3 separate regions of the Homo sapiens genome follow, and regions 2 and 3 are each linked to region 1. The links are chromatin loops, found by intact Hi-C in ENCODE. Cell type or tissue: dorsolateral prefrontal cortex. All regions are shown on one strand. Each heading gives the region's core, and the rest is flanking DNA. Links, peaks and the distances in the headings are about the cores only. Region 1 has its middle 21 kb from the start of LINC00687. Region 2 has its middle 77 kb from the start of BTBD3-AS1. Region 3 has its middle 410 kb from the start of BTBD3-AS1.

Region 1 (11,037 bases), core at 950-8,949:
TGTTTAATATATCACATAATTTGTCAAATGTAGCACACTGTAGAGTATCAGTTGTTACCCTTGTGATCAAGTAGCTCACTGGGAGCTGTGGCTGACTTCTCAGCATAGTGAGAGAATATCGAACCAAATATTGCTAGCCTGGGAACAGATCAAAATAAAAAATTCAAATTACAGTTTCTACTGAACTCACACCATCATAAAGTCAAAAAATTGTAAATCTAATCATTAAAAGTTGGGGACCATTTGCAGTAAGAAACCCCTACATTACCTGTGATACTGATGTTGTTGAATTTTTTTGAATAGCATAAGTAAAAAGAAAGACCATGAAAGGGAGAATGCTGCATATGAATAATGTATAGCTAATTCTGTTTTTAGTCTAATTTTAAACCATTTAGAGCTAGCACATTGATTATATTTGCAAGGCACCATGCCAGGTTTATATATATATTTTTAAAACTCTGGCCCAGGATACATTTTAACTTATTTCCCATCTCCTAGTATCATCCTATTATTCATCAGATATGGAGACAAAAGTGGCTCCATCTTGGATGCTAATCTGCAGTGTTAATTTCTGATCAGCCCTAGTCCCATGAATACCACCTGATTGCTACTTTATTTACTGTCCCTAGTGTAAGAAACTGTGCTCCTGCTTTTAGAGCAAAGCAACCTTGATGTTATCATAAAAATTATAGGTTGTGACACACATAGCATTCTTTCTTGTTTTGGAGAGTTGCCTTTCATTGTCTTGCTGGAATACGTATACATTTTCCCTATAGTAGATAAGCCTTGGGTATGGGGAGTAACAGGTGCAGAGATCTACTTGTCTTGTGGCTATCCAAGGACATTCTTCTGTCTCTAAGTCCCAGAATAAATCCACCAACACCGACAAACTAAATTTGTCTGCCTCCTCTTTGGCTTCTTGGCTCCTTTAGAATTTGGGGGTCACTTTGCTTATATGACTCTTTCATGGAACATCAGATGATAATTATCATCCACGGCTTGAGGCCATTTCTTTCAATTTCTAAAACATTGTATTTGTAGTACATACAAATACTTTAATTCCAGTTCCTTTAATTCCTAGCTTCCTTTAATTCCAGATACATTTATTTCCCAGTCATTGTGGCAAAACTTTAATATATTCACAAATCTCATAATAAAATACCATCCTCATTATTTAAAATATACTAAAATGTGTATTTTCCCCAAATCATTTGTTTTTGCCACTCCTGGAGTTTGTTTGTACTTATGCATGGTGGAATATTTCGTTCTTAGCCAAAAGGAAAAAGGAGTCACCTTGTGACAACGCTGGTCATGGGACAAACATGATCGTCATCTTTGTCCACCTAGTTAATGGTTTCCAACTCAATCATTCATCACCCTTTCATAAATCTAAACCCCACCTTTTGTTATTTTCATGTTAGTTTTTATGTATTTGGTCATAAATCTTAAGTCAGAAAAATTACCTGTTATTTTTTGTTTTTCACTCTAAAGTCAAATCTGCCTTAAATGAAACAGCCGAGACAAATAATGAGGAAGAAAAGGAGAAACTGTTACATTTGAATGGATTGTGCTTCTCCTGCTTCACCCTCTCTTACTGTATTCCATGAAAGTGAACTCAGAAGCAAAAGAGGGGAATGAGAATGTTGACTTGATATTTACCAACTTTGCTCAAAACATATTTATAAGATGCTCATGTATTTCATTGGCTTTCACCGTAAGAAAATATGAAAAGCTGGGAACCACTATGGAGACATGATTAGGAAAGTGAGCCCTCAGCATTAACTACCTGAGCAAGGTACAATTGGCCCAACCATTTATGTTCCCCTTAAGGCACTTGTCACAGTCTGCCTTAAATTACAGTTATAGTTATGCATTTTTCTGTTCTATTTGATAAATTCTCTGAGGGCAGGATGCTGCCTAGTACATAACAAATAGTAATATTTGTAGAATAAATGGAATATTTTAACCACTTTTGCATACTCCCCAAAACAATAAGCTCACCCAGAAGCCTATTCAACAAACACATTGATTGAGTGCTCTAGCATGCACCTACTCTGTGCTATTGGGAATTATTTCAAAAATAAGCTCTTTCCAGGTTTCTCCTTCCTAGTAGCAAGCAGAGTGAATTCGACTGGAACTTAAATTGGAGTAAACTGTTCAGATATGAATTCATATCTCTGCTTTGCATGTTTAGTGTTTGAGAGTACAGCTAGAGTCTATCTTTAGTTAATGGCTCTTAAGGAATTTATTTGCAAGTAATTGCAATATTTATCACATTTTTAGTGTGTCAGAGCTAGGGACACCAAAATTTTCTTTTACCTCTTAAATCTGTTTTTTACATATTTATTACCCAGTGAACTGAGAAAAGGCTTTCAAAGTGCTAATATCTATCCTATCTCTTTGTCTGGTTTTTCCCTTCTGTGTTCATTCACAAGTAATAGTAGTTATCATTTACTCAGACTCTGCTATAAACTGGGTGCTTTATGCACTTGTGTTTAATTTTTTACAGCCTCACAAATTAAAGATTATAATGCTTGTTTTTCAGATGAGAATTAATTTACATAATCTTCATAACCTTTCAAGGTGTATTAGTCAGAGTTCTCCAGAGAAACAGAGCCAACAGGATGGATATATATCTATATATCTATTTTAAATATATGTCAATTAAAAAAATTTCACCAAATTGAGTTTCAAATATCTGATTGGCTTTTATTAGCGATTCATGAACTGGGCAGCATCCAGTCTACAAAGTAGAAAGAAACTCTGATGAGCTAAACAGAGTGGGTGAGTTTTATGGGCAGAAAAAAGAAGAGAAAAGCAGAAATAAAGAACAAATAGAGGGTTGGTCATTTCAAGGTTACTTTTCTTCTACAGATGTAAGCAAAATCTTGTTGGCCTAGTTGGATTCCACTGTTATCTCTCTTCTGATTTCTCACAAGGTCAAATCTTGCAAGTAAATAACGCAAGTTTTGGTTTGGTTATGTGACACTAGTATGAGTGACTCCATTTTGAACCTGCTGTCTGTTTGTTTGTTTGTTTGTTTGCTTTTTGCAGTTTAAGAGAGAGAAAAGAGAGAAAGAGAGAGAAAGGTATTGGCTTATATGGTTGTGGAGGCTTGGCAACTCCAAAATCTTCAGAGTAGGTAGGCGGGCTGCAGGTCTAGGGAAAAGGCTGCAAGTCAATGGCTGTTTGCTGCCAGAATTCCTTCTTGCTTAGGGGAAGTCAGCATTTTTCTACTAAGGTCTTCAGCTGATTGGATGAAAATCATACACATTATTAAGAGTAATCAGCTTTCCTCAAAGTCTACTGATTTCATTGTTAATCTCATCTAAAAAATACCTTCACTGAAACATCTAATGTTTGTCCAAATATCTGGATACCATGACCTAGCCAAGTTGACACATAAAACTTACCATTATACAAGGTAAATATTATGATCCCATGTTACAGATGAACACAGTAAGGCTCACAGATAGTAAGTAATTTAGACAATATAGTGTATTATGAGGTATTTGGACTTTATCAAAGGGACTTTTGTTGTCCAAAGCCCAGGTGTCTTTCACTATGTATGCTGTCTCTCAAATTAATGGTTTTTCATCTGAGCAGAAATACGTTCTCCCAGGGCCAAACTCTTGCTAAAAGAAGCATCCACTTGTCCTAACAGTATTGTATAGGTCTAATTTATCCACCGATATACATTTTGCCAAGGATGATGATCTGATCTAATGAAGTAGGCGCCTGTCATGATAAACATCTCTCTACCCAAGAGGCAGTGACATAAGTAAGGGAGTCATTCTGTCCTTCACAGTCTCTGGAAACTTTTTGATCCTTTCCATTCCTGATACCAACCCTTGAACTTAGGACCCTACTACTTCTTACCTAGAACATATATTACAGCATTTCATGTCTCTAGTTTTCACTTTATATTCCTAAATTCTGCATTTTATCAAGCCACCACCGGGCTCCCCTTCTCCCCTTCTTCCGTGCCTCTCAATTATCCACGGAATAAAGCTGAAGTCGTGCTAAGCATTAAAGATTATTTCCAGATGAGCTTCAACTACCTTTCCGGCCGCCGTTTTCATCTTTCACTAAGAACAATACACTCAGATTAAACTTGTCCCCGACAGGATGCATGGATTCATATGCTGTTTGATTTTTTTTTTTTTTTTTGCCACTTATGCCTTCGTGTTCACCTTTCCTCTTTTTCGCTTCTCAACGAAGTTTCCATGATCAACCCAACCAGCAGCTACTCTCCTTCCCCAGATCACTGAAGAGTGTAGTCGTTAGGTATTACGAGACCTCTATTTATGCACCCTCCTTATCTGTTAGAGAGAGGGCTGGCATCAGTGCCTAAAAAGGAGCCCCAAAGCCAAATGCAATCGGCCCTCTATTACCGGAGGATGCCCTGTATCCCGCACATCCACTCTGCCAGTGCAAGTGTTCAATAAATGCTTAATACATTCATTGATGAATGACCCAGAGAGAAAAACTGCAGTTCGTGGGACAAGGACGAAGTGGCCTCTCAGAGATGCGGGAGTGCTGGCTCTCCTCCACCCTCCCCGCCTTCTCCAAGCCCGGGTTCCCGCCCACCCCTCACTCCTGCTTGAGGACAGGGCAGACATTGCGCATGCCCCGTATCCAAGGCCGCCTCCGGGAGCACCTCCCATGCCGCTCCGCTCCCTCCCGGTGACCGGGCACGCGCGCTCGCTCCCGCAGAGCGTGCCCTGCGTGCGGGTGCCCGCCGAGCCCGCCGGGCGCTGGATCTCCGAGTGCCCCGGCCGGGGCCTGAGGAGCGGGCACAGGGCAAGGCGGCGGACGGCTGCGTCGCCCGAGGCGAGGAGGAGCGCTGGCGGTGAGTGAGGGCGCCGCGGGCGAGCGGGTCGGCGCCTCCGCGCGTGCGCAGCGCGGGACCGCCCGGGCAGGGGCGCGCGCCCTGCGGCCGGCCGGAGGGGCCGAGCGAAGCGAGGAGAGGCCGGGCTGGTGGCCGCAGGTCGGCCTCGGACCCACGGGACCAGAGGATCCCATATCCGTCCCCCGGGCTCGAGAGGCGCTGGCCGCGCGGGCTGGCTTTCCGAGGGGGGGGGGGTCCCAGTGGGGCGCGTCGGGCCCGCGCGGAGGTCCTGGTGCCGGGGGCGGAGGGGCAGGGCCGCCTCAGCCGAAAGACCGCGGGGAGGGGCGCACGAGCCCGCCTGGCCGTGCGGACGCCCGCGGGGTGCGCGACCCCGGAGGTGGCGGAGGTCCAGGCAGGGGGCGCGGTCGGGAAGCCTCGGCGCCTAGCAGGTGGCGGGGGCCGCGCCCCTCTCCCGGGGAGGCGCGCGGTGGGAAGCGGAGCAAACTTCCCCTAAGTAACTTTCCTGAGGCGCTGCCGGCGGGGACTCCGGGGACCGACGCTCCGGGTTTGCGCGGCCTCAGGCGCCGCGGGAACCCAGCGAGTGGCGGCGGGCGATGGCGGGGGCGGCTTCCTCCTGAGGCTGGACTAGTCCTCCGAGTTCTGAGTGGCATTTGTGGCCCGTTTGCTCTAAAAATAGACGTACAAGTTTGGTGTTCGGGAAGAAGGATGTTTGCTCTCTTGGGAAGAAAAGGCTTTTACCTCCTGGCCTTTTCAAAGAAAGTATTGTTCGGGCCTGCTGGGGATCCCTATTTATCAAGCAACCCATTGTCCTGTGTGTGCCTGGTGAAAGCGAGCTAATTCTATTATTAGTCCTCAAAAGACCAAGGGAGATCACGGTGCTTTTTCTTTTTTAAATATTCCCCGCCACCTCGCCAAATCCTGTAATACAGTTTCCCCAAACTTGGCTGCACAGAGGAGTCGCTGGGGAGTTTTAAAACTCTTAAAGCCCAATCGCACACCAGACCAATTAACACAGTGTATTTTTTAAAGATCCCCAGGTGATCGCGCAGCCGAGTTTGGAAACACTGGTTTAATATAAGAAAGTCAAGGCTTTAGTTTCACATAGTAGTAGCATTCAGTTTGTAATTGGTGAGATGAAACTCAAATTCATTTTCCTAGACAGGAACTCACAAAGAGCGGTTTGTTTCCCACCAGGGAGGGAGGGAAGCGTCTCTAACGGTTCAAACTTTGTGAACTATAATGTGACTCTAGCACTCAAAACAATTGTTCTAAGTGTTGTTTTGAATTTCTGTTGAGGTTACTAAGCCCGCTTTCACTGACTCCCTGCCCAGCCAAGGGCTTTCCCCTTCTTTTAACCCTACCTCAGTCCCCTACTCAACCCTCTGCCAGATCCCCTGTTTTAACTTTAACCTGAGGGAGGATCTTCCTCCCCCACAGGTTACTGGCTTTAAAGGGTTACTGCGGGTTCCCATAGCAACGAGTCCTCCAGGGGAAGTGGGCGGGTCCTCTTACCCTTGGGTTTCTGAACAGGACTCTTCCTTTTCGGAAGAATTTTTGAATCACCCTTTTTCATTTCTTGGCCTCAGCAGGTAAGGGTGAGCTTATGCAGTTCCAAGATGTTCTTTCTGAGATACTTACAGATTATTAACGCCGTTGTATGGGATGATAATTACTAGCAGCCATGTTCTTTCTTGATTTCTCATTCTTTCCCAATCCTTGCACTGATAACTTGTTTAACAAACTTCCAAAATGAAGTGGAAACAATGTTTTCTTTTCCTTTTTTAGCATGTTTTCTTGGAGGTGCACATGCCTAAGAATTGTATGCACTATTTCTCTAAAGCCCTAAGTTATATCTTATATTTAAAAATTTAAAAAAAATATAACTCCACATCTGTGCGGAAAAACTTTTGATAATTTGTGGCAAAAATGCCATGCTTAGCTTTTAAGTTGTTTTGTTCCTAGAAAGTACTCTGCCAACATTCTTTACAAAATGTTAAACTGCTTGTAATGTTATACTTTAACAAAGGAAAGGCACAATTAGTCTACACATTCTCCTACTTCCCTGCCCAAACACATGCATCCAAAGATCAATTTGAAAAAATGTTCATTTTTTTTTTTAATGCTCAAAACAGGTATGCTATAGACATCTAATTCCATTTTGCCTTGCAAGGAACTGTTAAAACTCTTCTGAACAAAATAGTACAGAAATAGGTCATTTAACATACTTGTTTTTAATTGTGTTTTTTAAAAAATATTTTAAACTTTGTAAGTTATCAGACTTTAGTCAATTCCAAAATACCTTTAGGATTCCAGTGATTTTTGAGTTTGTGTTGGGAGTTGAAATGGTTTTCTCTTACTAAAATCTATTTTATGTGCTGTTTAAATTTCTGTTAACTGAGCTATCAAGCAAATCCTGTAAGGTGAATTTTTCCCATTTACTGTGAGAAAGGAATACTGGTGGAAACCCCTATCATGTGATGGACCTTGTAGTTCCAGCAGTGATGCTGGGCTGCTAAAATAATAATCTTTCACTTAATCTTCCCTTCTTTCATCACACATTTAAAAATTACCTTTAAGCCTTTTCAATTTAGTATCTCTTTCAGCATAGTTGTCCAGTCTCAAATTCCTTGAAGGTGTGCATTAATGTACATTTATCGACATGTCCTTTGTTTATTCAAATTAAGCAAATACAGTTGAGAATTTGTTGTTGCTTTGTTTCTTTTAAAAAATTAAATAAAAAAATATTTCCTGTTGGGAGACATTTTGGGAATCACTGAAAAAAATTAAGAAAGTAAAAATCACCGTCATATCATCTAAAAAGAAACAACTGGTAATTAGATGATGTGCTTCCATTTTACTCTGTTTGTCTGCATAGACATACTTTTGAACAAAATTGGCCTTTAATTTTATCTGTAGTTTTAAATATTGCACTTTTATTTAATATGAAGTAAATATTAGAGACGTTTCCTTTTTCTGTAAACCCTTTGAAAATAAGATTTTTAATGATGAATACACCCAAGTTTATTGAACTAGTTTTCTGTTGTTTTACGTATTATTTTTAGTTTTAGTGGCTTGAGAATACAGTATTAAACCCTTTGGTTGCCAATCCTAGCACGGCCACTTCCTAAGTGACCTTAATTACCTCTTTAATCGCATTTCCTTGGAATAAGGGTCATGGTGCCTGCACCATAGAGTTTTGGTGAGATGGAATGAACTAAGTAGAGGAAGGCCAGCAGGGTCGACCAAATGACGTAGGCTCAGTACGTAAGAGTGGACACACAGGTGGAGCTGAGAAAAATGCCCTTGTCTGAAAGTTTAAATATTTCGGATTTACTCAGGTTAGATTTATAGCAGTGGAAATCCTGGGGCAGAGGTGAACTCTTTTATGACTCTTGTGGCTTGTTGCCAAATTGCTTATGCCATAACATTCCCTTACAGAGTGTATGGTCTACCTGTAGTGTGTCAGCACTCCAGTGTTCATCATCTTTCCTGATTTTTCTATAAAAATATGATCTTTTAATTTATTTTTTGGTAGCTATTGAAATTGATCATCTGTTTTTTTTCTTTTGTTTTCCTTTTTGGGAGCTCTCTCTTCTGGTACTTTGCCTACTTTAAAGTGGTGATTTAAAAAAATTAAATACCCGTTTTATCTAAAGAAGATTGAGTGTTTATCATGTTTTTAGTTTTCTTTTTTTTCTTCTCCACAGGCCATTATTTCTTTCACTTTTTGGCGTTTTTCAACCAATAAAATATTTTTATTTCTATATAAACAAGTCTCTACCTTGTCCTTTATGATTTTTTCCTTGTATTTGTTCATGCTTGGAAAGCCCAGAAAGACCCTGCAAATGGCCCCAGTGAAAAACTCAGGAGAAGCAGTAAGCAGTCAAAAGTGGATGGGGAGGAAGACTAAGGCGTTGAGGAAGACCACTTATTTTACAATAAGGCTTTTAGACTTTAAAGCTGTATGCATATATTAAATTTAATAATCTTTATCTGAAAGGTGAGATAAACAACATTTTGGAAATATGTTAGATCTTTTTACATTTAATTCTATAATTGTACATGGATATGAAGCGCTCCTATACCGCCGCTGCCTCCTCTTCCTTTTCCCTAGTTAGCGAGTTCTACCACCATTTGTTAAATAGTTCCTCCTTTCTTCTTTGCTTTGTGGTCTTTATTGTTTTTTAAGATCTTGACTAACTTTGAGGTCTGCTTCAGTTTTAGGTCTTGCTTCTCTGTGTGTTGATCCTCTAGTCTTAATCAATGCCACATCTTTTTAATCATAGATTTAGAATATTTAGAAATACCTGGCAGAGCAAGTCACACTATCCTTTTAACATTACAATTCTATGCCCTTGTCCTTTCAGATAAAGATTATTGTATTTAATACATGCACAGTTTTAAAAGTCTAGGAGGCTTATTGTAAAATAGATGGTCTTTCATCTGCCTCTTCTTCCCCCCATCCCTTACTCTCCCTCCCCAGTGGCAGCTACTTTGGATTGTTTACTGTTTCTCCTGCGTTTTTCACTGGGGCCATTTGTAGGGTCTTCTTGGGCTGGTCAGAGAGTGGTCTTCCAGTAAAGTTTTGCACTGAGGAAAGAGTGTAGGTTCCAGTGTTCATGGAGGAATCTGGCTGGGGTTTCAGCATTCTCTGTGTAGAGTCATGTTGGAGAAGGTTCACCATACAGACTTACCTGTTTACCTACTCTTCCAAGAACAAATCTCTAGTCTTGCTAGGTTCTAGGATTGTCTGCCAATGGTCTACAGTGAGGAGGTGGGGAAGGCATCTTGGAATTTTAGAGCTTCTCATGCAGCTTTTACTGACCTTATTTTAACCTGTCACCCTTTTACCCTCAGTCTTTGAGCAGACTGGAGTGAGTACTTCTCGGCTTTTCTCACTGTTGGTATAGCATTCCCTCTCTCAAGTTGGCTGAGACAGTTGCCACTTGTCCATCTGTTTTCCACTTTCATGATTTGTAGTTTCCATTACAGTTCTTTAAGTCCTTGGGTCTCTATGTCTTCTAGAAAGATCTCTTACTGTCACTTAAGTGGGGTTTAGGGAAAGGGTGTAATTGGATATGTGTGTTAAATTTACCGTCTTAATCTGGAAGGCTCGGAAGATGAATCCTTAGAACTAAAAAAATACCGGATCATGTTACATTTTGTTTCGTTGGCAAGGACTGCCATCTGTAATCAGTGTTTCTTTTAAGGGTCATGAAAGATTATTCATGACCTTTTATCTCTCAGCAGAGTTGTTTTCTTCATCTGAATCCTAATGTTTCCTGTTAGAGTTCTTCTTAGGTATTTGTTTTTGTTACTTTGTGATGGGCTCTTCAAATTGGCTGTCGGTAGTCTAAGATGGTGGTTGATTTTGGTGTATTTATTTTATAGCTGGCACTTATGCGAAAAGCTTTGCAGTTTATTTTTGTATGTTCCCAAGTTATATGAGTGGCAGATAATGACACTTTTATCTACTTTTAAATAGTTATGACTTTTATTTTGGTTCTGTGGCGGTTTGCACTAGATTTAGCATTCTGTAACGTTATAACATCTTTCTGGAACATTATCGAATAGTAATGGTGATAATGTACACACTTTTATTGTTCTTTATTTTAGTAAGGAAAAGAATAGTAGAATATTGGCTTTTTGGTTTATCATAATTCTTCATCAGGACAAAGAAAATCTATCCTTTCATTTCCAAGTTGCCTAGAGGTAATTTTATGTTTTTAAGACATGGGAATTGAATATTAGCAAGTGATCATTAGCATCTGCAGTTTATCTGCTGGTATTTCTGAAGAGTCTACTGATTTGAGTCCCAAATATTAAATTGGATCAAAATTTTCCTTATGGATGGTTCTTCAGAAAAAGAAATTGAATGCATGGGAAGAATGTAGTATAACATATTCAATGCATGAGCATATTGTCTTGGTTGGGGTGGTATAGGAGATGTCACTAGGGATTTTTCACAAGCAAATATTCCAAGTTATAGCTGACACTCAAGTCACATCTTTACCTGTTGGCAGTATTTGATGTAATTTGTTATTCCTCCTTTTTTAATATTCTTCCTTCATTTGATTCTTGAGGACACCACACACTGTTGCCTTCCCTTCTATACCGCTGGCCTTCTGGTTTCTTTTCAGTTGTTTTTAAATTTGTGTTGGTTTTCTCTTCTCACCAGCCTATGA
Region 2 (11,037 bases), core at 1,909-9,908, 110 kb after region 1:
AGCACATTGTTCCAAGGCATTGGTTCCAAACTTTTAACAATGATAAGAAATACCAAAGCATAGAAACCTCAGTCCATTTTTTTGGCCACTGCATTTGGTAAATGCTTAGTAACACAAGAGAATAATGAGGAGAATGACACAGCTGAGAAAGCTGAATTCACCAAATGTCAGAGCTGAGAAAAGCTGAATTCACTGAGGCCTCAAATGGAGTCCCAGGACGGGCAGCAGCATCATCACTGGGGAGCCAACCTTGGCTCTAGCCAGACTTGTGATAACAGAGTCTGCATTTTATCAAGATCCCCAGGGATGAGTATGTACATTAGCATTTAAGAAGCACTGATGTATAATTGGTTATGTTATTAATTAGAGGCCACATCTAGGTTTAATATAATAGAAACATTGATGTTACCAAACTCCTATTTGTAGATCGCTATAGCAACAGCCATCTTTGGATCTCACTGTTTATATCTGTCAAATGGGGACTCATAACTCTCATGCATATTTGTCAAAGGAGTGGAGGAGATCAAGGAATGGCTATCATAAAATGCTCTAAGACAAATGAAGAGGGGTGTAAATATTAGGGCTTGTTATTTTATTAGGGAAGTGCTTAGATCTTAATGCCTCAGCTAGCACAAGTTCTAAACACTGAGGAAACTACGCACTCAAGAAATGCTGTTCTATTCTCATGTTATTGTGAATGTCCAACAATTAACCCTGGATAATTGGTGTTTTAGTATACTGTAGCACTGACCAAGTATCCACTTATATTGCAAAACGTACAACCTACAACCTGCTCCATTCTGTCAGTGATGACTCACCCATCACTTCGAAGAAGGGTCTTAACACCTTGCACTTGATTTCCTCTAAGGCTTTGTTGCTGAAAATGTGGTTCTCTGATGAGCAGTGTCAGCCTGGGGGCAGGCTGGAAATGCAAAACCTGCAGACCTACCTTCTATCTGCTGAACCAGAACCTGCCTTTGACATGATCCTCTAGTGATTTCTGTGCAAATGAATGTTTGAGAAACCTTGACCTAAGGAAGTGCTTCCCAACCCTGGCTGCACATTAGAATCACCCTGGGGACTTTTAAAAATATCAATACCAAACTCCCCGTTTCTCCCCACCACCAATTAAATTAGAATTTTGGGAGTTGCCTCAGGCATCTATAGACTTTTAAGGCTCCTAAATGATACTCTGATATACTATTTGGTGGTGTGAAGTGAGACCTGGAGAAGGGCCAGGAAGAGTCAAATGACAAGAGTCTTACTACTACTGACATTTGAAATGAGTTGGAGTATGAGGGGAGTAAGTAAAAAGAATGATGGAAGAGAGAGAAAGTTATGCCAAGTGGAATCTCAATTGTGGAAATGGCTGAGTGACTTACGGAAAAGCTAGACCCAACATTGAATGTTAATTTACGTGTAGCTCTGTAATATAAAAACATCTGTCTTGCCAGAACTATAGTAAAGACTGTAGGTGGATGGTTTGCTTCCTATGAAATAAGAGATAAGGGCGGAGACCATTGCTTGAGTTTATGTAGAAAATGGACAATGAGTTGGATAGTAATATAGGTTGCCAGATAAAATATAGGACACCTTATTCAATTTGAATTTCAGATAAGCAGTGAACACCCTTTTAGTGTTAAGTATGTGTTACACAATATTTGAAATATCTGATATTTAAATTTAACTAGATGTCCTTGCATTTTGATCTGCTGAATGTGGTGACCTTATGATAAACCCTAAGCTGGTTTATGAGAATCAGAAGCTGAGGGCTGCAGGCCATCATAAGAATGTTAGTTTTGAGTTGGTAGAAATCTTGGCAAAGACATCCCACTTCAATTGAGCTGAGGCATCTTGTTTGCATTTGGTTTGAATCGGAACAGCTTTTTCATTATTCTCCATTTTTCAATTTTCTTGGGTCTCCCACTTTCCCCTCCCCCATTTGCCTTGGCCTTCCCTTGATTTTTTAAAGTGAACTTTTGCTTGACCTTGTGTTTGCTGTTTTTCAGCATGTTCCAGTCCTAGCAAAAGAAAAGTTCTTAGTCTTAAATTTAAATTCGTTGGTATTTCAGAAAAGGCTCTTATTTATTTACCATTTTCTAGTATACCACAGCATTAGAGATATGGTCATAAATTTACATTTCTAAAGTGCTCTCAGCCTTCTGAATTTTGTGATAGACAATTTCCCGGGGCACAAAATGGAGTTAACCCAGGATGTGGTGAGAAAAACATGGGAGTGGAGATGAAAAACAAGAGCAAAATGAAAACAAGAATTTCATCTGAAATCAGCTCCTATCAACAATGCTGTCTCTCCCTATGCCTGAGACAAAGGGCCTTTATCAGATGGCACGGTGAATAGGCAGGGCCTTCTCTCAAAACTGCCAAGTCTGTTTATGTATCTATTATTTCCTTTGAAAATTGCCTGAAGTGGAGCCTTGTGAAGAATTTCTCAAGCATTGCCTCAAACCATTGCCAAGGTTGGGTTGTAATGGAAGTGCAGAAAGAACAAAGGACAGGCACCAGAATGTTCTTTTATTGCTTGCATGACAAAGAGGAAAGAAAAAGAGAGGAATGGGATAGACCAGTGGTTCTCCAAGTGTGGTAGCTGAACCAGGTTCATCCACGACACTAGGGAACTTAATAGGACTGTAGAATCTGAGGTCCCACCCCAGACCTACTAAATCAGCAACTCTGAGGACCAGGGTCCGTCCAGCTTGTGGTTTAACAAGCCAGCCAGGTGATTCCAATATCAGCTAAACTCTGCGATCCACAGGTACAGACATTTTACCTCTTTAATCTTAATTTAAAAAACCTCATCTTCTCTGCCCGAGCCCAACGCTTCTGCCCGGGACATGGAGGACCTAGACGTGCAGGACTGGGCTGTCAGCACCAGGTAGGAGAAGGGTTTTGTTTTGTTTTGTTTTTTTGCCTAGAAGTATTTTTCTTTAGTTTGATGACAAAAGGGGACCAGGATAGTAAGGACAGAAGGAATAGCACAGACAGAAATGAACCTTACTCTTTCTGTCAGCTTCACAAAGTAAACAGAGTCATATAGAAGGAAAAGTTACCATTAGGTAGTTTAATGGACTAGTCTATCTCTAGGACAACAATGGCTTTAAACAGAATTTTCTGTTTTTATTTATTACACATTTCTACAATAATAATGGCTACAATTTATTGAGAACTAACGTCTGACATGCACTGCACTAAACATGATTCAAAATTATGTCATTTGATGGACACACTACTCAATAGGTACCAGGGATCTACCCCTACAGTAGGGGGTAGAAGGGGTATGAAGGCGGTAAGGCCCTTGCCTAAGAGTTTATAGCCACAGAAGCAGGCTCTGAACCAGCTGCTGCTCTTAAGAAGCCAACTCTTGTTTTTTTTTTTTTTTAGGCGGGGTCTTGCTCTGTTGCACAGGCTGGAGTGCAGTAGCATGATCTTGGCTCACTGCAACTCTACCTCTGGGTTCACACCATTCTGCTTCAGCTTCCCGAGTAGCTGGGACTACAGGTGTCTGCCACCAAGCCCGGCTAATTTTTTTTTTTTTTGTATTTTTTAGTAGAGACGGGGTTTCAACGTGTTAGCCAGGATGGTCTCGATCTCTTGACCTCGTGATCCACCTGCCTCAGCCTCCCAAAGTGCTGGGATTACAGGCATAAGCCACCGCACCCGGCCAAGGAGCCAACTCTTAACCCATGCTTCTGGGTCTCGGTTGCATATTGAGCTTGCCCAGGGAGCATTAAGAAATATCATTACTTGAATCCTAGCTGCAGAGAGCCTGGTATATTAGGCCTGGATGCAGCCAACGCTTGTGGTTTTTATAAGCTTCCCTAGCATTCCAGTGCAGAGCCAGAGCTGAGGGCCACTGTCTTACTAAGCCTGTCAGTTTCCTCTTGGTGCCTTTAGCTAAGTGGATCTCAACCTTGGATGCAAATTAGAATCACCTGTTTCCTCTTTGAACCATACCAGTGTTCAGGCCCATTTCCTGAGATTCAGATTTAATTGACCACAGGTGGCCCAAGCATTGCATTGTTCTGATGTGAAGCCAGGGCGGGCGTCACTGGTCTGACGCTAACTGCTGGAGCTGAGGGGATAGAAAGTATGTTGGGTTTGTGATATGGCCCTGACTCTGATGTTACCCCTGCTGATAAAGTCCTCAGCAGGAATGAGACAGGGTGGTTTCAGAACAGCAGGTGTGAGCTGTTTAGTTCAGGATTATTGGTAATTGAAGTAAGTGTTGTGTGTGAGAGTGTGGACACCCGTACATGTGTTGTGAGGACAAATACAAATTAAAAATAAGAGGCTTAGTTCCTCCTGCCGAAAATAAGGGAAGGGATTTCCTTTCTCTCTCTCTTTGTCAGGATACTTATCTTGGAAAACTTGTAAATGTAAGTACATTATTTATTACTTGACAAAGTATATTTTAGAAATGATCTGAGCCACTTTTTGAATGTCTTTCTCCAGGTCCTGGGAGCCATCTCTTTGGAATGCTAACACCAAGGGAGATAGGACCCTATCTCTTTTTCAGTTTATTTTTAGTTATTAATTTTATTTTTTTTTTAAATTTTATTTCTATGGAAGGGTAAGAGGTTAACTTCAGTGGGCATTTCACACCAAGTTGTAAAACCACCTCTTTTCGAAAAGACAGGTATTTGCATGATTTTTTTTCCTCTGGATAAAGTCAATTAGCTAACATAGCTTGTCACCCCAATTACCAAGTAAAGTTAGGATCAGCTATTTGTGGCAAATGGTGCTGTCCAATCCTCTTGCTTGAGCACTAGTTATTGTTTATCTCCAGCACACGTATGTAGTGGGTTGAATATGTTTGGCTGCGTGGAAGGGTGACTGTGAGTTCTTCCTGTCTTTGCAATCTCTTACTAGGTTGCCAGTGATGCTCAGCACATTCTGGTTTTTCTGATGCCCCTGAATCTAGGAACACTTGGCTAAAAACTGCAAATTATTTTCTCAATTTCATCCTGTTAATAATCCATGAGAAAGCTAATGAACATATAATCTTATCCAACAATAAGAGTGCTTCTTTACTAGCTTTGTGGAGATGATTTGTGGGTTGGAAGAAGACTTCGTTGTTGTTTTTTATTGTTTCCTCAACAGTGTCGGTGTGCATGTATGTACGTGCATGCGTGAGTATGTATGTGTTAAGGATAAGGGACTGAGCTTAAGATTTCTGCCCTTCCCCCTCCACTTCACCTCTCTGCCCTGTTTCTGCAACTTTTATCACTTTTCCATTTTAGTTTTCCATGCAATGTTTGAGAGACTTTGCCCTGGTTCCAAAAAAAAGAAAAGGTTTGAGCTGGTTGCAGTGGCTCTCACCTGTAGTCCCAGCTCCTCATTAGGCTAAGGTGGGAGAATTACTTGAGCCCAGGAGTTTGAGACCAGCCTGGGAAACATAAAGAGCCCTTGTCTCTAAAAGTTAAAAATTAAAAAAAGGTTTGAATATCAGTTAACTTAGTGTTTCTGGGGTCTTCCCTTCTTTTCTAGTTCTTACGTGCCAGAAATCTGTGGCTCATGCTAGAACCCAAACCTTCTTGGGTTTCCCTGATGGGTCAGAATATCACTACATGCAAACAGGGGCTGGGAAAAAGTGTCGTATCATCCCCCCAGAGGAGAGGTGCTCCTGGAAATCCTCCTGGTGATGATGGCAGAGCTGTAGGACAGAGGACAAATACAAAGTAGAGACGAGGTGGAGAGGCAGCGGGGCAGTGGGGAAAGTGGAAAATTGGAGCGTGATCTACTCTTTGGAAATAGTTCTGTGCCCTCTGGAGCCTGTGACACATGGTTCCAGCCTGATTTATAACAGCTTTTCCAACAGTCCCAGGGTAAATAGACTAGAACGATATTTGAGCTTATGAGAACAGATGTGGCTGCATTTGCCTTTTAATAAAGACAAGAGTCTGGCCAGGCCCAGTGGCCTCCAGAACTGTTTCTGCTGGCCCAGGAGAGGTACAAGAACATTATTAGGATTGGTGGGAGCTCTATTTCCTCTTTTCTTTTCACATTCACCATTGCTACCATAATTTTAGTGACTCATTTAGGATCTGTGGTGGAGAGAGTGAATGCCAGACCTCCCAGATTCTCTCTCCACCCCTCCACCCACCACCCCAACAAAAAGCCACATTGTACTCACTGAACCCTGGTACTGTGAATGGGGCCTTTATTCTAGCCCCGTTTCAGAGTGTGCTGCAAGTTTCCTTAAGTGCAATCATCTTGACCTCAACTTATAAAACCATAAAACAAGAGCGCTAGAAGGAATTTCTGAAATGGCCTGATTCAACTTTATTCTTTTTCTTTCTCTTTTGTTTGTAACAGAAAAGAACATAGGACCAGAAAAGTCAAGGGACTTGTCCAAGATAAAACAATTGGTTGCCCACTGAGCTGATCTGCTGCCCATGAATCTAGAAACACTTGGCTGAAAACTCTGTAGTTTATTTTTTCAGTTTCATCCTGTTAATATTCCCATGGGAAAGCTAATGGATATATACTCCCAATAAATGATAAATAATGTTCTCCTGTTTACGCGTCAGGGGAAATTAGAGCAGGAACTCACAACTTGGCTCCAGTCCCTGATCTCATGGGTGAGGTTTGCTGTAGAATCTGTATGTTCAATGGATGGATTTCCAGCTTGAAGGACTTTTGCCTTTTATCACTGTTGAAACAAATGAAGAGATGGGTATGGCAATAAGGTCGGAATCCTTGCTGGTTAGAAGTATTTGAGTCTTAGAGTTGCAGGTTTACATTTGCCTCGGACCCTAGGCTAAAATATAGGACTCTTTACCGTCAAGTAGCTTCTCTTTCCAGGTAGAAAGCTTGTTTATTTTAATGTCTTCCCTGTCTTTGGGCATGAGTTTTCAGTACCTGAAAGTCTTTTTCCTTAGCACTTGGTGCTTGGCTTACTTTTTGGCCTCAGTAGATTATGTCCTCCTCTGAGAAGACTTCCCTGCCCTGTTGCCAGTGTTGGTGGGTGTCTCTATTTCTTCCTGGACACATCTCATTACAGCTCTTGCTGTGATGCCGTGTTATTGTTAGCTACACAGTGAAAAGGGAAGTTGAATATTTCATTCTTAAATACATTATTCTAAGTGAAAGAGATCAGACTAAAAAGGCTAAATACTGTATGATTCCATTTATATGAAATTCTGGAAAAGGAAGAACTACAGGAGTAGAAAACAGATCAGTGGTTGCTTGGGAGTAGGGGAGGGATTGATTACAAAGAACATGAGGGATTTTTATTGTGATTGGAACTGTTTTATACATTGTTTAGGGTGGTAGCTACCAGATTATATGTGTTTGTTAATACTCATAGAACCATATGGCAAAGGGTGAATTTTATAGAATGTAATTTACACCTTAACAAACCCATCTATACCTAAATAAATAAGAACACAAAGAAAACAGCTCAAAAAAAAAAAAAAAAAAAAAGAAAAAGAGAAAAAAACAAAGCCCCAAGCCAATCAAAATTTCCAACTCTTGTCTAATAACTGGAATGATAGAAATACAGCCTTCTTTATTTCAGGAGCCCAGTTGTTATGCTTTGATAGAAATAAAACTCCAACTAGCCTCAAAGATTGTCTGAGTTCTTTTTGAAGTTAGCATGGAGGTCCCCACAAGATAAACACTAGAGCCAGTTCTACCACTGGCCAAGAAGGGTCACCTTCACCTCTAGGTTCTGCCTCTTTCCTTCTTCCAGAATTGTGCCCAAGTACAATTTTACCTTGTGAAATGGGAATAACAAAATGGAAGCTGGGTGGGCCCAGAATCCAAGGAGTTTGGGTCTGGTAAGTGAGCCGTGATGCTGCAGTTCTCCAGGTTGTATTGTGCCTGTCTGATTTGATGGAGGGCCCTGTAGAAGCTGAGGGTGAAGCTACTAGAAGTTCCAGGCCCAGCAGAGATGTGAAGACAGGGGTGAAAACCAGGGGGATTAGGTGACATTCTAGTTCCACGGTTGGTGTGAAATGGCAGGGATCAGATGGAGGCTGTAGCTCAGTAAAGCCCCTGGAAAACCCTATGGTTTGACAAGTGCGAGGATGTGATTTTTCTACCTGCCTTGACCAGGATAGACCAAGAATTGCACTTTACTACATCCAAATGCTGACGAAACTGATGACAAAAGCTAGAAGAGACAAGCCCACCAAGTGCCTTCTGACCTCTCTCAGGGGGGACCACTTCTGGGATGCTGATTGGGGTCAGCTGACCACTTCCAGGATGCTGATTAAGGTGGCACCATTAAGAGATGGGACTGGCTTTTTAAGAAATATAATGGTAATTTAGTATTCACGGTGGACACTTCAGGAATTTATAATTATAGATGTGTAGCCTAAAGAACTGAACTTCTTTAATAAACCCAGCTCAATCAGGGAACTACCCTTTGTCCTACTTATTATTACCCCAACTTTATGACTTACATTCACCCTGATTGATTGAATGATGCTTCCAAGCTTCAGATTCACTAAAGCTGCTTTGTCCAATATGATAGCCATTATCCATATGAGGTCATGAACATTTAAATTTATAGTAATTAAAGTTAAGTACAACATATAATTTAGTCCCTAAGTTGCATTGATCACATTTTAAGTGCTCAACAGTTAGATGAAGTGGCTGTTCTTTTGGGCAGTGCGTATTGATAGGATGTTTCCATCACTGCAGAAAGATTTATTGGACAATACTGTACTACAGACTATTTCCTCAAAGATGTAAAACTTGAGTGATCTCTAATTGTCAATTGAATAAAAACATTTAGTCCTAAAACAATCAAGTTCATCTCATGTGCCCTATCACTCAGGTTAACCTTTCTCGGTTCCCAGGGTGATCCTGCCATCCTGCAGTGATGGAGATTTTGCTCTCATTGAGTCTGTCTGGATTATTTCTGGTTCATGGACAATCTGGTTTATTCCTGTCTTCATATCATCTGGACCTCTTTCCTGGTGGTAAGTGCTGAGGAGATGCTGTCATTGTGTTCTGGGTTGGATGTCTTTGGAAATCTGGGAATATTCTGACAAATTTCTTCCTTCTCGACCCTTAATGATCCAATCAACTATAGGCCAGTCTGGATGGCATGGATGAGAAGGTTGCCTGAGTCATATTCTATACTTCTAACACAATTGTCACCCTCAAGTTGACTAGTTTGCATCTTTCTTCCCTGCAGGTTGTTTTTTTTTCAGCTGTGTCTGTGCCTATATTTGCTTTGTACCTGTGGTGAAAGTTATGCTGCTTGCAATTTTCTGGTATTAGGTTGGTGCAAAAGTAATTGCAGTTTTACCATTAAAGGTAATGGCAAAAACCGCAATTACTTTTGAACCAATCTGATAGAAAACCCTCTTATCTAGTGCTGTGCTGGTAATGTTTAACAAATGTCTCTAAGAGTGGAAAAGGCCTTGTGATTGGCTGAATATCATGATATAAATACTCCCACTGTGATGGATTTCAAATTAACAACTTGACTTCTTAGAACACAGAGCTGGGAAGTTTTCTCACCATGCAGGCACAATAACTGCAAAAAACCTCAAGAGTATAATAGTAGTAAATGTCATAAAATAGATGATAACTTGTGATTATTTGTTACTTTTGTTTTTGTTATAATTTATTTTACTTCAAGTTTGTATAATTCCATTTCTAATAATGGCCATGTTTAACAGCTGGCTCACAGAATTCTGAAAAATTTAGGACTGGCTCCTGGGAGCTGGTATAAGCAGGCTCCAGATCACCACTGCCCCCCTCTTTTTACTGAGGACATATAATTGGCCTTTACAATGAGTGGTCTAATTGTAACCCCTTTGTATGTACAGCAGGATTGGGGAGTACCCTTGAAGATTCATAGATTGTAGGAATCTGTCATTTGTGACCACTGTAGGACTGTCTAATTTTAGCAGACAGATCTGCCATCGAATGTGAGTAAATGTTTGCAAAAATTTAAATAATTAAATTGGCCCAGGAACAGAAATCTCTGCCTCTTAAGAGGGCTTCGCCTGGCCTGCTTGAGCCCGTCTGAGTGAACCACATGTGTGCTGGTAGGGAATGCAGGTGGAATAGGAATGACTTCTGGCTCGTCCAGAGCTCTTTGCTCTCCTATTAATACTACCGCTTTGAGAAAGCTAAAGAGGTTTGAGTGCATGACATTTTCTGTTTTTATTTAGGAAGTTCAGTTCTGAAAGATGGACTCCTTTGTCTTATACTTTATTGCACTTAAAAAAAACTTTCCTCAGTGCTTAAAAGTTGTTTGAGTTTTTTCTCTAACAACTGGGGACTCCTGAGAGGTGAGATCAAGTGTCTGTTGCAGTGATTTTTTTTTAAGCACCTGGTATGAAGTCTGGTCTGGAGAAAGTGCTCAATAAATGTGGGCTGAATAAAGGCTGAGATGCTAGAGGCATGAACTGGTTCAGGATAGGGAGTAGACAACTTGTACCATGCTGTTGGTTTAGGTTACTGATAATTCTGGGTATGTTATGAAAACTGTTGAGTATCAAAGGAGATCCCTGAGTGCTTTTCTGCTGTTTTTCTCAGGTCCTTAGACCCCCTATGGGGCAGGAAAGGAGAGTGGCAGAATAAAGATAGTATGAGCCTGTTAGCTAAGAGCTCTGCCACAAAGCCTAGATTTCTAGTTCCTAACTGCATGATTCTGGGCAAATCATGCCTCCAAGCCTCAGTTTCCACACCTCTAACATGGTAGTAATCACTCCTACTTCACAGAATTGGCAAAATTGGATGAGATGAAGCATGCAAAATGGTTGGCACTCAAAACATGAATGTTATTGACATAATGCACTTCCATTTCTTTGGTGTTGGGTAAAATGGAAGCAGCTTCCCTCACAGTTGCATTTCTAAGAGATAACAATATATGGATACAACCTGGACCCAGCAGAACCATAGCAAGAACAGTTATTTTACCCCTCCTGTGTACCAGGTGCTATTCTAGATGCCAGGAACAAAGAGGTTAGTAAGTCATGCTTACTGCCTTTAACCAATCCAGAGATCAGTGAGTGAATGGAATACATAGTCATTTATCATGATGCAGTGTCA
Region 3 (11,037 bases), core at 1,855-9,854, 430 kb after region 1:
GAGCTGATCATGAATTGAAGCAGACTTAGCATGTATTGGATTATAATAGCCATTCAAGGCTTAAGAACAAAGCTTTATAAGAAAGTTAAAATATCTAATTACTCAAGTAATTCTAACAAAATCAGGAAAAGAAAGGAATTACAAAACATAATATTAATATAATTAATACATAGTATATGAAATATATTTTTGAAATTGCTGAATTACTGACTTTATGAACTAAATGTTTGTGTCCCCCCAAAATTCATATGTTGAGGTCTTAGTTCTCAATAAAATAGTATTAGGAGGTGGGGACTTGGGATGATAATTAGGTCATGAAGGTGAACCTTTCACGAATGGGATTAGTGCCCTTATCAGAAGCCAGGTAGCTAGCTAGCTGTCTTACCTCCACGTGAGGATTCAACAAGAAGTTGGCAGTCTGCAATCCAGAAGGCCTTCACCAGATCTCAGATGCAAGCCTCCAGAACTCTGAGAAATAAATTCAAGTAAAACCCAATTTCTCTTGTGTATACTGGTCGATGACATTTTATTATAGCAGCCTGAATGGAACAACTTATAAGTAACAGAAAAAAAGCCCATGAAGTACAATTTATAGAAGAAACACAATAGTAAAAAAAAAAAATAAAAAATAAATTGAGCCTAAAAAAGATCCCCCAACTAAAATGAAAAATCACTTTATTGGATTAAATTAGCAATGATTTTTAAAAAAACACATGATTCAGTAAAACCACTATATCAGTATATACACCTATCAAAATAACTATAATAAAAAAAATAGTGACAGCATCAAATGCTAACTAGCAAGGATGAGGAGAAACTAGATTACTCAGAAATTGTTATGAGAATGTGAAATGGTACAGCCACTCTGGAAAACAGATGGGCAGTTTCTCATAAAAATAAATTTGTAACAGCCATGTGACCCAGAAATTGCACTCTTGAACATTTATCTCAGAGAAATGAAAATGATGTTGACACAAAAACAGGAATACAAATGTTCATGGTAGTTTTATTCACTACAGTCCCAAACTAAAAACAACTCTGATGTGTTTCAGGAAGTGAATGGTTAAATAAACTGTGGTACATTATTATCATGTATTATTACTCAGCAATACAAAGGAGCAGCCATATTGATATGCAACAAACTAGATAAATCTCCAAAGAATTATGCTCGGTGAAGAAAGGAAGCACTCAAATTTGCATACTGTATGATTCCCTTTATGTAACATTCTTGAAATGACAAAATTATAGAAATGAATAGACTACTGGTTGCCTGAAATTAAGGATGAGATGGGGACAGGAGGAAAGTGGGTGTAGCTATAGAAAGGCAACATAAGGAATCTTTGTGGTGATGTTAATATTCTATATCTCCACTGTATTAGTGTCAATATCATGGTTTTGATATTATACCCAAATTTTCCAAGATGTTACCACCAGTGCGATACATACGGTAAAATGTATGCGGAACTTATCTGTATTAACTCCAAAAACTATGTGAATCTACAATGATCTCAAAATGATGAGTTAATTTTTTTAAAAAATTATGATTCTTAGAGTTCAAAAAGATGTAATGAAGTCTGCTTCTTACCTACATATTTGGTGTCCTATTTTCAAATATGGGAAAGGTTTTGAAAATATTTTGAGAATAAAATGACCTGAAATATTTCCTATATCTGCCTTAGCCATCCATCCTACTTTTAAGAACTGATTTTAAGGAGTTAACAGAACATGTTTGTAAAGATTTCTGTGCAAATATGTTCAATGTTGCATTATTTACAACAGCAAAAATTTTCAAACACACACAATATTTAACAGTTAAGGAATATTTACAGTATTGATGGTACATACATGTTATAAACTCTAATGCAGAAATGAAACTTGTTTTTATAAGAGAGATAGTAGGCAAGATAGCAGATAAGATTCTAAGTAAGATAGACAAGCAGGTAAAAGAGGCAGTAGTGCCCTGCAGAGGGGTAAAGCATGTGGGCGCTGGCTCTTCAATTCATGGGGTTAAGACCTGATAGCACTATGTGCTGACCTTGGGCTGGTTATTTAATATCTCTGTGTACCATTTTCTTCTTTGTAAAATAAAGGTAATGGGGTTGTTGCAAGGATCACATGGTGCTAATAGTGGAAAGCACTTCCACTGGCACTCCATAATATCAACTACTTTTTTTATATTTTGGGTCATTTTTTAAAACTCCCTACATTTAGTATATATTATTAGTTTTATAATTTACAAATATGAGAAGGAAACAGAGTTATCATGGAACAAAGACCAGGCAATAAAATGTTAATGCTAGTTCACGATGATGACTACAAACTGGGAAGAACCTTATTTTCACTGCAGTGTTTGTGATATGGGTTGAGTACACTTATGAATTAATCCTTTATTCATCAGGGAATCTATGGTTTTCTGTACATCAAATCTAGGTACCTTTCAAATTTCCCTGTACTGCATAATTGCAGTCTGCTTTCTCTCCCACATTGTAACTATCTTTACTATTCACAGTGGTCCTTGTTGACTTTAGCTGCCTTCATTCTCTCAACTGCACTGTCCCTCACTTCCCATACTATTCCTGTTTGTTGACAGTTTTCCTTGAACCTGCTGTCTAACTTTTCAGCCTCATTTTTTTTTCATGAAACTTTCCTGCCAATAATTCCACCATGCCCTCCCAGGTTTCTCTTTTCAAAATGCCTTCTGCATTCAGTACCATCCCAGATGATTTAACACTTTATGGTTACCACATAGAATGTTATTTTATGATGTTGTTTTTCTTCACGATGCTACAAGTGAATAACTCTTATAGTCTTAACTAAAATGTAAGCCTTTGTGGTCAAGGCTGTTTTTATACTTCTTTAGTGCTACACAGAAAAGGTCACTGTTGAATGAAAGACGAGCCAAGGGTTGGCTGCCTGGGCTGGCTTAGCCCTCAGGACTGAAAAGTGAGATGTGCTTCATCATGAACTTGGTTATTTGGGGGAAGATCTTATAAATGACAGGAAGTGGCTGTTCTCTTTCCAGAACTATCATGTGGCAGAAAGTAACATTAGGCAAGACATCCTAGGACCTGAATTGTGAGACTTTAAAAATTCTTACAAAGAGCAGCTGGGAAAACAGTGTCTCTGGAGGTATTGAATAACATAGTATCTATATCTGAGGAGTTGGAGGGCAGCCCTGTCAGGAATATGGAAATGAAATAAAATATTCTCCTACAAAGCAAATCATTTATAAAACACACGAGATGCCTTATTTATGTGTGATCTTATATAATCCTAATACATAAACAACAAAAGGAACATTTTGTTCAAATAAGTGCATTTTCTTATGTTAACTCTTTAAAGATAGAATCAATGATATCAGTAAGACTGTTCTGATAAAAATTAGAGAGCTAAAGTTGAGATTATAGATGCCTGTTACATCCCAATATCTTGCTTTCTGATTTATTTCTGTATGTTGTTTTGAGCTAAATCTTGAAAAGTTTGATGCAATATATTTAACAATTCTTAATTATTACAAAATCATAGGTACTGTCGTTTTGTTTTTAAAGAGCTTGTCTTGCAAGCTCTTTAAAGTGAAGATATTTTAAGAAATATCTTAAAGATATTTAAGAAAGTTTAAGTGAAGATATTTTTCACTTAAACATGAAAACTTGAGAAAGAACTAAGATATTTTGGTTTCCTCATCAAACCCCTACACTCTTCAAGAACCACTTACATCATGTTCTCTGTAGCTCTTTTGTTTTTTTTTTGAAATGAAAAAGTTTAAAAGGATTCAGAGATCCTTTAACAAAGACCACATACTCATCACTAAGAATTTAGAAATAGTGGTATTTTCTCCTTCTTGTTTCAGATTTATTTATATATTTATAGACATGGTGTTACAGACACTTGAAGCCTTCTGTTCAGCTCCAACTCCAAAAGAAACCACTGTTAGGAAATTTCTTTTTATTCTTAAAGCTATCTATAATATATTCTAAGAAAATATATATCTATGTAACATGTAGAACTATATTATACAGTTCTCAAGCTTTAAAAAGCGTTAGAATTTACTGCAAGGCTTGTTAAAGCAGATCTCTGGGTCCTACCTCAAGAGATTCTGATTCAGTAGGTCTGGCCTGGCCCCTAAATTTACATTTCTAACAAGTTTCCAGGAAATGCTGATGTCATTGGTCCAGACACCAGATTAAGAGTACCACTTATAAATATATTATTTCTTACTTTTAAAAATACTGCATGTATAATTTATCATTTTAAGAAAAGAACTCTATGCATCATTTATCACTTATTTTAAATTCAAAATTATGTTCTCATGGTCTATCCATATGAAAAAATATCTATATAGCTCATTTACATTAATTGCTCTAGAACAATTTTACAAACATTTCTTTATTGTTGGTTACTCATGTTTTTCCAAATCGTTGCTATTACAATAAGGCTGCAATGAACACTTTTGTACATGTCTCCTAGGATACCTGTACCATGAAGCAAAGTTGTTAAATACTAGTGATAAGCACCTTCACATTTTTTTAGATATTGTCAGATGAGTCTTTTGGCAATAGTTCCCATTTGCACGACCACTTATGATTTATAAAGGTTCTCAGTTTCCTCTTTACCAGCCTTCAGTTATGTCATACTTTTCTTTTTGCACAATCGATGAAAGTTATTGACTGTCCGTTACTGTCTTAACTTGCATTTCGTAAATTTTTATGTAGGACATTTTTTAATGTTTGTTAGCTATGTACTTTTTTATTTATGTAAATTACACATTCAAATATTTTGTCTATTTATATTGTAATCTTTTTATTATTGATTTTAAATAAATTATTTCTGTATCTTCTTTGCCAATACTTAGAGATATAAGTACTATGAATACCATTTTAAATTACCAATATGAAAAAACTCACTATTTTTTTTTTTTTTTTTTTTTGAGATGGTGTCTCGCTCTGTCACCCAGGCTGGAGTGCAGTGGTGAGATCTCGGCTCACTGCAAGCTCCACCTCCCGGGTTCATGCCATTCTCCTGCCTCAGCCTCCCGAGTAGCTGGGACTACAGGTGTCCACCACCATGGCCAGCTAATTTTTTGTATTTTTAGTAGAGACGGGGTTTCACCGTGTTAGCCAGGATGGTCTCGATCTCCTGACCTCATGATCTGCCCGCCTCGGCCTCCCAAAGTGCTGGGATTACAGGTGTGAGCCACTGCGCCTGGCCAAAACTCACTGATTTTTAAAAAGGCAAAAAACATAAATATGTGTGTCACAAAATAACATATATGAATAGCTAATAAGAGCATGAAAAGGTGTTCATCATTATTAGTCATCAGGAAAATTCCAATTAAAACCACACTGAAATATTACTATCTCAAAAAAATTAAAAAGACCTAAAATTAAACAAAAATTAATCAAGTTTTGGAATGAATTAAGAGCCATGGAAACTCTCATATACTGTTAATCAGATTGCAAATTGGTAAAACTACTTTGGAAAATTGTTTGACAGTTTTAATCAAGTTAAACATGCACCTACTCTATGACCCAGCAATTCTACTCCCAAGTATGCCCAAGAAAAAATGAGTGGATGGGTCTACCTAAGCCACATACACAAATATTACTAACAGTGTGATTCATAATAGCTCCAAACTAGAAACAACCCAGATATCCATCAGTGGGAGATGAATAAATAAATTGATTTTTACTCATATAATAAAATACAGTCAATAAGAGAAAAATAGGCCCTATTGACAGGTGTTTACATAAACTCAAAAACATTTTGATGCATAAAAGAAGCCAGGTACAAAAGAACACATACTATATTATTCCTTTTACAAATAGTTCAAGCATAGTCAGAGTACTGGCTACATTAGAGTCTGGAGGCTTCTGACTGAGGAGCGGCCTGAGGGAACCTTCAGGGATGCTGAAAATATTCTGTATCTCAACCTGGATAGTGTTACCAGGTTGCCATACATAGGTAAAAGTCTTGTAACTATACACTTAAGATTTGTGAATTTTACTAAATGTAAATTATTTCTCAATAAAATAAATTTTTAAAAGTAAATTAGAATATCTAACACTCAATTTTTTAAAAATATGAATTATGGGGGAAGGGTATTTATTTTATTTACAAGGGGAAATAAATGCTAACTTGCTTTCCTGTAATACAGCAATGTGTGCTTGATAATGACTGCTGGCATTTTGAAGATAATCGCTACAGGAATTAGAAAGCATACCTTAGTGTCAAAAGGAAACAAGAAGAAAAAGTTCAGAAAGCAAAGTAAAATAAATAGAAAATGTAAAGAAAGGTGAATGGAATAAAATCAGTACTTCAGTTGTTATCTTGGGTGAGAAGAGCCTGAATTCTCTGAAAAGCAGAAATGATTATATTTGTTGACAAAACACAGCCTTACATTAGTCACAAGATATAAAAAAATGAGAGCAGAACATTGCAAGTAAATATAAAGAAAATCAAAAGGAGAGAGAAGACAAAAAGAGACAGTGTGTAATGTTCAAAAGGCACAATGTATGAAGAAAACACTGACCCCACACTTACATTTGGTAAACAACAAAGCAAATTACATATATATGCATACATATTTATATGTGTATAGGTATATATGTGTAAATAGATGTTTATATGTTCTATGTAATCTGCCTTTCAATTTGCATATATTTTCATGTATGAAAGAATATATGCACACTTTTTAACTATATGAAAATATTTAAAAATTGAAAAGCAGTAACATTAAATAAAGCTATAAGCTTATATTATTGTCTTTTGAATTTTTGACAGTATTTAATGTTTTAATTTATACTAAATGAAGCTGAAATGCTTATTTTTAGGGTATTACTATTTCGTCTAAATATCACATTATTACTTGCTTGATAAAAATAGTTACAGGAGGCCGGGCGCGGTGGCTCACGCCTGTAATCCCAGCACTTTGGGAGGCCGAGGCAGGCGGATCACGAGGTCGGGAGATCGAGACCATCCTGGTTAACACGGTGAAACCCCGTCTCTACTAAAAATACAAAAAATTAGCTGGGCGCGGTGGCGGACGCCTGTGATCCCAGCTACTTGGGAGGCTGAGGCAGGAGAATGGCGTGAACCCAGGAGGCGGAGCTTTCAGTGAGTCGAGATCGCGCCACTGCACTCCAGCCTGGGCGAAAAGTAAGACTCTGTCTCAAAAAAAAAAAAAAAAAAAAAAAAATAGTTACAGGATTATTTTGCAAAAATGACTACAAGGTTATTTTACAAAAATTCTGTAACTGAGCTATGATAACAATTTTACTATTGTCACAGAGTAACCTGCATTTCTCCCATAAGCATCTGAAAGCTAATGAGAGACGCCTAATCTACATCCAGGGCTCACTGTGCCCTTCCAGCCCCCTTGCCAGACACATGCTAACAAGAAGATAGCAAGAAAGATTTGGGTTCTGGAAATAGCTTGGAAGATTTTGTGTCTTGCTCTCTGGGTCTGTTTTGCTCCAGGAGAGAATGAACACTTTTTGTTTTTGCAAGTTGTGGCTCTTGTGGATTCTAAAGCTTGATTTTTTTAGAGGATGAGAGACTCCAGGGCTAAGGAAGTGGGGAGGGCTGGGGCTGGCATGATGGTGGAATTTGTGTCCCATTCCCAGATAGTAGTCTGTGAGGCAGCAAGATTTCTAGGACTGGCAAGAACATGCCTGGGACACTATCATGAAGCTTCAAATTCTATGGGGCAGAATCTAGTGGCCCCCTGTGGTCAAGGCTGCTTGCAGATGAACTTGGACATGGCGCCATCCTCCTCTTCAGCGTCACTGCCCAGACCATGATTGAGATTGGCACTTAGGGCATCAGAATGTAGTCAAAAGAGTGAGAGGAAATAGGAAAACATCACCAATCATGGCTTGGAGTCGAATACATAAAATTTAGAAAAAAGAAAGATGGTTCTTAATTCCTGCAGTATTTAGGAGTGAATTCATACTTGCTACATTATGGTTTTAGTTATTTATTTACAAGTGAGTATGTGACCATTATTTTTGCACATGTGCGCTTTTATATACTATTTTCAGTATGCTAATATAATATGATTTGCAGTTTTATCTTGGTGATTTTTGATCTTGCATCATCAAATTTTCCACTCACATTATCACATATTAATTTCAAATATTCTGTGTTTAATTAATAATCAATTTCTGGCTTAAGTAATTGTTTTACCCTGAGAGAGAAAAAATTTATTAAAATGTAATAGTAAAAACGCATTAAATATAAATACAAAATTTTGCATAAAGTATTTCTACTCTGATGAAACATTCTACTTTCTCTTGTTATTGCACAGTCAACTGGGATTTCACAATGGGAAGCTGTGCTAAGCCAATATGCCTGTGTTTTACTTGTATTTAATAGAGCATGCTGTACTTGTTCTGCAGACTTGAACTTACTTACACAACTTTAAGTAAATGGACATTCGCAGGCCTGAAGTCACAAAAGGTCAGTGAAGAACAGCAACCTTTCACATCCACAGAACTTTTACTCAAAATCCAGATACATAGGGAATCTTTGCAGACTCAGGATACACTTTAATTAACCTGAGACAGGAGGAAGGCTATTATTTAGAAGTTGCATAAAAGTAAGTTACTCGCAAAGCATAAAGTAGGACATTGGTATTCCTCAGCGTATTTGGTGTATTTTAATATATGTGGTTTTCTTTAACCCTTTTAAAAGGTGTTTAAAACACTTTAAAAGAAGCATTTGAAGTAGAAAACTGAGAAGCCAGAGATACCTCTACGGAATTCTCAAATGTTTAGAGAAGTTGACAATCACCAATCTAAGGAATCTTTTCAATTCTCTGACTCCTTGAATTTATGTTTTGATTGAGTAGCGATTATTCATATTATCATTATTCAGAGCTTCACAAAATAGATCTATAGTTGACCTACTTCCAAACTCAAGCAACACATAATCCAGCCCATCCTTGTAAAGTCAGTCCTCATTCTCTGCAGTCTGGTACAGTGACAACAACCTTTTTGGGAAACACAGTGCACTAGTGATACTGGATGAATCCCCGTGCATGTATTAAATAAAGGCTTCTTAGGAGCCATCACAATGAGAGGGTAGGACTTCATTTAGTGTCCTCAAGTGGTTATTTCCTCATAGAAAATTACTCGTGGTGCTTAAAAAATAATGAATTACAAATAATGAATATGTTGGTAAACATTTTACAATTCAGAGTATAATCTTTCCTCTTACACAGTTATTGTTTGGCAGTGCAGTTTGAAGGCAAAATCCCCAAAGAGACGGTGGAAAATACATTAGGAGAGCACCACTTTATTATTATTATTATTATTTTGTTTTATTTTTTTGAGACGGATTCTCACTCTGTCACCCAGGCTGGAGTGCAACGGCGTGATCTCAGCTCACTGCAACCTCCGCTTTCCAGGTTCAAGCAATTCTCCTGCCTCAGCCTCCTGAGTAGCTGGGATTACAGGCGCCTGCCACCATGACCAGCTAATTTTTTGTATTTTTAGTAGAGACAAGGTTTCGCCATATTGGCCAGGCTGGTCTCAAACTCTTGACCTCAGGTGATCCGCCCACCTCGGCCTCCCAAAATGCTGGGATTACAGGCATGAGCCATTGCGCCAGGCCAGAGCACGACTTTCCATTTTAAACAGCTTTATTGAGGTAAAATTGACATACAGTAAACTGCACATATTGAAATTCGATCAGTTTTGACATATGTATAAATTCATGAAATCATCACTAGCACCAAGGTAATGAACAATCTGTCTCTCCCAAAAGTTTCTCCATGTCTCTTGGTAATTCCTCCTTTTCACCCTGGATATTGATTTTGTATCCTGAAATCTTGATAAACTCACTTATTATTTCTAGTAGCTTTTAAAAAGTTTTGATAAAATTTTTAAAATGCAGTGTTGAATAGAAATGGTGAGAGTAAATATCCTTGTCTTTTTTCTGATCTCAGGTGAAAAGCCTTTAGTCTTTAACTATTAAGTGTGACGTGAGGTGAGTTGGAGCTTTTTGATAGATGCCCTTAACCTAACCCTTAACCCATCATTAGGTTAAGGATGTTCCCTTCTATCTCTACTTTATTGAGAGTTTTTATCATGACTGGATATACGATTTTGTTAAATGTTTTCTTCTACATCAATTCAGTTTGTCATATGGTTGTTTTTATTACTTAGTTTTCTAATATGGTAACATACATTGATTTTCCAAAGTTAAGCCAACCTTGCATTCCTAAGATAAACCTTACTTGGTAATGACATGTTATTTTTTATATGTTGATGGCCATCCTTATCTTTCTTCTTCTTCTATATGTAATATGTCTTTTTCTTCTGACTCTTCTAACGTTTTCTTTTTATCACTAATTTTGAGTGATTTGATTATAACATATTCTGATGTTTACTTCTTGGTTATTAGACTTGGGTTGTTTGAGCTACCCAGATCTGCAGGTTTTCACCAAATTTGGAAAATTTTCAGTCATATGGCTTAAACAATTTTTTTCTGGCTCTCCCTTTCTCTTCTCTTTGGCCACTTCTCTCTCACACACACATAGATATAATTAGGTCACTTGAAGATGTTCCATAGCTCACTGATACTGTTTTTGTTGCTGTTATTCTCCTTTTCTCTCTGTTTCATTTTGCATCATTTCTACTGCTATGTATTCAAGTTTACTAATTTTTCCTTGTGTGTGTGTAATCTGCTGTTGATTCTATCCATTGTAATTTTCTTTTCAGACATTATAATTTCATCTTTAGATGTTTCTTCACACACATACACTGGTCAATATGCAGCAAACTCAAGTGGAACCGTCTACTTATTTCTCAAATTCTTTTTGTACTCAGCTTTCTTCTCTCTGGTCCTTTGTCCTGTAAACTCTAACTACACTGATCTCCAAAGACTCTCATCTCTGTCTTCTCAACTCAGAAAATCTACTAGTTTCATCCTGTGTTGTTCTTCCCTGTAGCATGGACTGGAAAATCTCTGGACAAGTGGGATAATCATAGGACTAACCTTAGTTGTTTTCTCTCTCTTGGAGATTACTGTCCTTTG

The links. Hi-C counts contacts between places; a loop is a spot of excess contacts. Peaks named below come from ENCODE experiments on the same cell type or tissue, not always from the same donor. Only the 100,000 strongest peaks of a DNase experiment are listed, where the experiment ranks them.
Region 2: it touches region 1 in a loop (3-fold over the local background); 4 of 110 quality-filtered maps call a loop at or near these places.
Region 3: a loop joins it to region 1, with 2.9 times the contacts of the local background. A loop is called at or near these places in 2 of 110 quality-filtered maps.

The regions. Positions count from the first base shown.
Region 1 is chr20:11,886,103-11,897,139 of GRCh38, forward strand. It overlaps a transcript of BTBD3 not described here. Among named protein-coding and RNA genes, the nearest start is that of LINC00687, 21 kb to the left of the region's middle. RefSeq lists a silencer at 4,641-4,840. In dorsolateral prefrontal cortex, for the core only: a CTCF peak has its summit at 5,406; DNase peaks (open chromatin) are centred at 4,639, 5,499 and 6,329; H3K4me3 peaks cover 3,636 bases; H3K27ac peaks cover 3,373 bases.
Region 2 is chr20:11,990,249-12,001,285 of GRCh38, forward strand. No RefSeq gene overlaps it. Among named protein-coding and RNA genes, the nearest start is that of BTBD3-AS1, 77 kb to the left of the region's middle. In dorsolateral prefrontal cortex, for the core only: no CTCF peak of the experiment used is centred there; a DNase peak (open chromatin) is centred at 6,123; H3K27ac peaks cover 6,031 bases.
Region 3 is chr20:12,319,014-12,330,050 of GRCh38, forward strand. No RefSeq gene overlaps it. Among named protein-coding and RNA genes, the nearest start is that of BTBD3-AS1, 410 kb to the left of the region's middle. In dorsolateral prefrontal cortex, for the core only: no CTCF peak of the experiment used is centred there; no DNase peak of the experiment used is centred there.